Regions from separate parts of the Homo sapiens genome. Here region 2 is linked to region 1. Evidence: chromatin loops called from intact Hi-C (ENCODE). Cell type or tissue: IMR-90. All regions are shown on one strand. Region 1 has its middle 28 kb from the start of ELN. Region 2 has its middle 34 kb from the start of TMEM270.

Region 1 (2,500 bases):
ATTCTCAGACAGCGCTGGGCGCGGTGGCTCACACCTATAATCCCAGCACTTTGGGAGGCTGAGGAGGGCAGATCACTTAAGGTCAGGAACTCGAGACCAGCCTGGCCAACATGGTGAAACCCCATCTCTACTAAAAATGCAAAAAAAATTAGCTGGGCGTGGTGGCGCACGCTTGTAAATTACCCCTGCTACTCAGGAGGCTGAGGTGGGAGAATCGTCTCTTGAACCCGGGAGGCAGAGTTTGCAGTAAGCCAAGTTCGCACCATTGCACTCCAGCCTGGGTGACAGAGCGAGGCTCTGTCTCAAAAAAAAAAAAGTTCTCAGACAGTGAAGGGGGTATGGAGGATTGCTGTGCAAGAGCTCAAACAGAGGGAAGCCCAAAACCAGCTGGGGTCTGGGCCACAAGTCATCATGAGCCGGGCTCAGAGGACACGGTAGACCTGGAGCCAGGTCTCAGTCTGGAGTTGGAGTTAAGACGTAGGCCAGGTGTGGTGGCTCGCGCCTGTAATCCCAGCACTTTGGGAAGCTGAGGCGGGTGGATCACTTGAGGCCAGGAGTTTGAGACCAGTCTGGCCAACATGGTGAAGCCTGTCTCTACTAAAAATACAAAAATTAGCCAGGCAAGGTGGCTGGCACCTGTAATCCCAGCTGCTCGGGAGGCTGAGGCAGGAGAATTGCTTGAACCTGGGAGGTGGAGGTTGCAGTGAGCTGAGATGGCACCACTGCACTCCAGCCTGGGTGACAGAGCAAGACTTCATCTCAAAAAAAAAAAAAAAAGACTCAATCTGGGATCAGAGAGGGCTCTGCCCAGAGTCAGGAGCAGATGGTGAAGGCAAGGCCAGAGCCCCCCACCCCTGAGGTCCATCCTGAGCTCAGGGTCCAATCCCTGGTGGTCCTGAGGTTGAAGATAAGCTCCCTGAGCTGCTCACCCTTCGGGTGGCCGACCTGGCCCAGCTTCTGTCCAGGAACCTCCTCAGCCCCGATCCCAAGGGGAAATGCCAGCCCAGACCCCACTCTTCCTTTAGGCCAGGAGGGCCCCCCAAAACCCAGGCCCACCCTCCCCAGCAGCCGGGCCACGAGCCGAGTCCCGCCCTACCCAGTCCAGGGTGAGAATTCCGGCCACACGCCCCTGTGATGTGGTCACGTTGGAAAAATGTTAATCAAATATTCTCCTCCGTGTTTCTTTTCTTTCCCAGGCTGAATTCCTAGAAGACAGGAATTTATGGTGTGAGAGCTCCAGTCCCCGCAGACCCACTGCCAAGGTCAACAGCACGAGGCGGGCATCCCTGCCAAGTGGGGAGTGGAGTCGTGGCTTTAGGAGTTGGTTGCAAGGAAAAACCAAAGTACGTGCATTAAAAAAGAAAAAAAAAAAAAAGAAATCCCTTCTCTCCCTCAAGTTCCCAAACTGGGGCTTAAACAAGGTCTCCCAGCATGGCCCGGGCAGGCCTCTGGTCTGGGAACAGAGTCTCCCTTGGAGATAGGGCCTGCGACGCTGTCACGGGGGCGTCCCTCGGGTCCCTGGAGGGTCTGGAAGTTGCTCCTTCTCTCAGACCAAAGCTCAGCAGCTCAGCCTCACGGGGCGGCGGGTGGGGGGGGGCGGGGGCGGGGGCAGGATCTCCGTGGTGACCCCACCTCTCTGGCCAACCCAGGGCAGTTGACATGAACACAACACATATCATCCTGGGCCCTGTCACCAAGCCCCCTGAGGTGGGAGCCTGCTTCATCTCATCTCGCCTCTGCCATCTTGGTTCTGGGGTCTTGACTCTCCAGAGAGCAAGCTCCTCGCAGACTCGGGCACCAAGGTCTCTGGCAGCAGAGAGACTGGGGATGCTGCCTGTAGTAGCGGAGGGGAGGTGAGGAGGGGGCTGGAGACCACCCAGACTCAAACCCAGATGACCCGATGCTGGGAAGATAGCCTTGGCCCCAGCCCCGAGCCCCGCAGGTGTAACTGAGCATCCACGTGTCACCCATCTGCCTGACACGTGCTGAGTTCCACTGTGTCCCGGGCACCTGGAAAAAGGGGAAACCAAGGCAGAGGAGGCCTCACCGCCAAGTGGGGCATGGAGGAAAGACTGATGAAAAAATGGAGGTGACTGTCACATGAGAACCAGGGGGCTGGAGGGACTGTGGGTCCCCGGAGGAGAGAGCGGCCGCCCTGGGGCTGCAGGGGAGGACGCTGGTTTGAGAAAGCTTTCTGAAGGGAGTTGCACCCTGAGAGGGGCCAGAGTTCACCAGGCGGACACGCAGTGGGAGAGGGGGCTTGCTTGGAAGGAACATTCCAGCTGAGGCCAAAGCATGTGCAAAGGCCCAGAATGTTTATACCTTGGTAAGACTTTTCATATAAATAAGTTCTCAAATCCAAAAAACAAAACGGCCTCTGGCAAGCCACATGTCTGGGTTTCTTGCTTGGAAAAGGAAGCCCTGCCCTGCCCCAAGCCTGGGACCACGAGAAAGTGGGGCCTGACACTTCTCAGGTCCCTGCCCCCTTCCCTGGCAGCCA
Region 2 (2,500 bases), 100 kb before region 1:
GCCCCAAGGGTAGTTTGGAATGATGTTCTCAGGACCCGGGGACTTGGGAAGGGCCAGAGCGTGCCAGCTGCCCTGGTTTCTGTTCCCCTTAGCAGGCCAAGCTATGCCCTAGAATGGGGCTCTGCCAAGTGTGTTGGGGAACAGGTGTTGTATATATTCTGCATGCACATGTGTGTAGAATTTCCCTGAACTCCCAGTGTTAAATATCCCTAGATTTGGGAGTGACATATAAGGTTGATTAATGGCAGGGTGAGGTTGGGGTGGAGGGCTAAGGAGGCTAGGGTCCTTGTTCAGGAAGGAGCCCATCCTTACCTGGAATGTATATTCCTGCTGCACCTGGCTCACTCTATCATGTGCCAGTCTGGGATGGCTGGGTACTCTACACCTTGACTTGGTCCTGTATGTCCAGCCACCGGCTGGAGAGAGGGGAAGCAGGGCTGGTCTTGTCGTCAGAAACATGGAAAGGTCTGAGCATGTGTGTTCATATGCATGAATATGCATTATTCTTGAGATCTCAGCTCTGGAAGGAGATCGATCCTTACCTGGCCACGGTATGCGCCTGGTGTGCCTAGCTCCCACCGTCTGCTGCTTTGAGATGGCTCAATAATGGTGCCTCACCTGGGCCCACCTGGCTGGGATATAGAGCCAGGGCACCACGATAAAACCAAGAGGAATAGTGCCTGGGGGAGATAGAGCCGAGGATGGTCCGCCGTGGTGTGTCCTTAGCATGGGCAATTCCTGCCCTGATGTAGGTCAGTATCCGCCTCAGGCTCGGGCAAACTCTTGTCTTTCCACATCATTAATGAGGAGACTAAATAAATCAGTCCCTCTGGAGGGCCCCCCAGCCCCTCAGGCAGCCTGGCTGAAGCTATTAATATTCCCCGTGTTTATGACCCCTTGGCCCTGCTGCCAGACTCCTCTCTAGCCATTGAAATTAATTTTGTGAATCAGAAAGAGGGGGAGTACAGCCTGTTGGAATCCAGGACGATGACATTTCCACCTCCCCCCTGTGGTGAGTCCCACTCACTAATTCTATAAAGCAGTCACCGGGCCAGCCCAGCCTAGGGCCGCCCGCCTGGCTGGGGCTGCCTCATGCCTCTGCTATGCTCTCCCCACAACCCCCAGGGAGGGGGGCTGGCCCCAGCCCCGATGATTCAGGCCCCCTGACACCTTGCACTGATGTCAGTGGGAATGGAGACCTCAGGCCCCAGGACCTCCTGGCCTGTTGCCTGCGCCCGCGCCCTGCACGGGGGTTGGCCCCGGCTCGTGCCTCTCGTGACCTTCCCATGGATGGGGCCTGGCTGGGAAACGAGGCCAGGCCAGACGGCCTCTCCCTCATGCTGTCCCCTTTCTGAGAGCTGCCCAAACTGGCGCCGGGCCGTCCCTTGGCCTCCTTGGGTTTCGAGGACTCATTCTAAAATTAATTTGGGGGAATTCAGGGAATTTGTGAGCAAGTTCCCAGAGAACTGTGGCTGCCCTGGGGGCAAGTGTCTCTCCTTCCTCCCACCCTCCCCCACTTTAACTTCCCCAATTTCCTATATGAGCAGATCCTCTTTGGGTAAACTCATTCCACAAAGGGCAGGGCAGGATGCCTGCATGCTGTACATTGGGGTAGGCTCTTTCCCCCTCCACCCCCACTATGAAGAAGTTTCCAAGAAGAGCTTTTCATTTAACATAGTCTCAAGTCATTTAAGATAAGATTTGCAAATATTTTCTCTCATTCTGTGGGTTGTCTTTTTCATTTTCTTCATAGTGTCCTTTGAAGCACAAAAGTTTTCAATTTTGATGAAATCCAATTTGTCTATTTTTTCTTTGGTTGCTTGTACTTTTGGCATCATATCGAAGACACCATTGCCAGGTCTAAGGTCACGAAGATTTACCACGATGTTGCCTTTTAAGAGTTTTCTTGTTTTAGCTCTTACATTTAGATCTTCACTCCATTTTGAGTTAATTTTTATATATGGTGTGAGGTAGGGGTCAAACTTCATTCTTTTGCATGTGGATATCCAGTTGTCTCACCACCATCTGTTAAACAGACTATTCTTTCCCCACTAAATGGTCTTGACACTGCTGTCAAAAATCAATTTACCACAATTGTAATGGTTTATTTCTCAATTCGATTCTATTGATCTATATGTCTATGTTTATGCCAGTAACACATTGTCTTAATTACTGTAGCTTTGTAGTAAGTTTTGAAATTAGGAAGTGTAGGTCCTCCAAATGTTCTTTTTCAAGATTGTTTTGGCTATTTGATGTTCCTTGAAATTCCATCTGATTTTTAGAATGGATTTTTTCCATTTTTGCAAATACACCACTGGGATTTTGATAGGCATTGCATTGAATCTGTTTTTGGTAGTATTGTCATCAGCTTTGGGTAGAATTGTCATCTTAACAATAACAAGCCTCTAATCCACAAACATGGGATGTCTTTCCATTTATTTAGATCTTTAATTTTTTAATGATATTTTGTAGCTTTCGGTGTACAAGTATTATGCTTCTT

The links. Hi-C counts contacts between places; a loop is a spot of excess contacts. Peaks named below come from ENCODE experiments on the same cell type or tissue, not always from the same donor. Only the 100,000 strongest peaks of a DNase experiment are listed, where the experiment ranks them.
Region 2: it touches region 1 in a loop (2.2-fold over the local background); 11 of 110 quality-filtered maps call a loop at or near these places.

Annotation. Positions count from the first base shown.
Region 1 is chr7:73,998,706-74,001,205 of GRCh38, forward strand. No RefSeq gene overlaps it. Among named protein-coding and RNA genes, the nearest start is that of ELN, 28 kb to the right of the region's middle. RefSeq lists an enhancer at 1,547-2,047. In IMR-90, no CTCF peak of the experiment used is centred here; a DNase peak (open chromatin) is centred at 1,256; H3K27ac peaks cover 1,275 bases.
Region 2 is chr7:73,893,970-73,896,469 of GRCh38, forward strand. No RefSeq gene overlaps it. Among named protein-coding and RNA genes, the nearest start is that of TMEM270, 34 kb to the left of the region's middle. In IMR-90, a CTCF peak has its summit at 1,000 (motif pointing left); a DNase peak (open chromatin) is centred at 1,112; H3K27ac peaks cover 903 bases.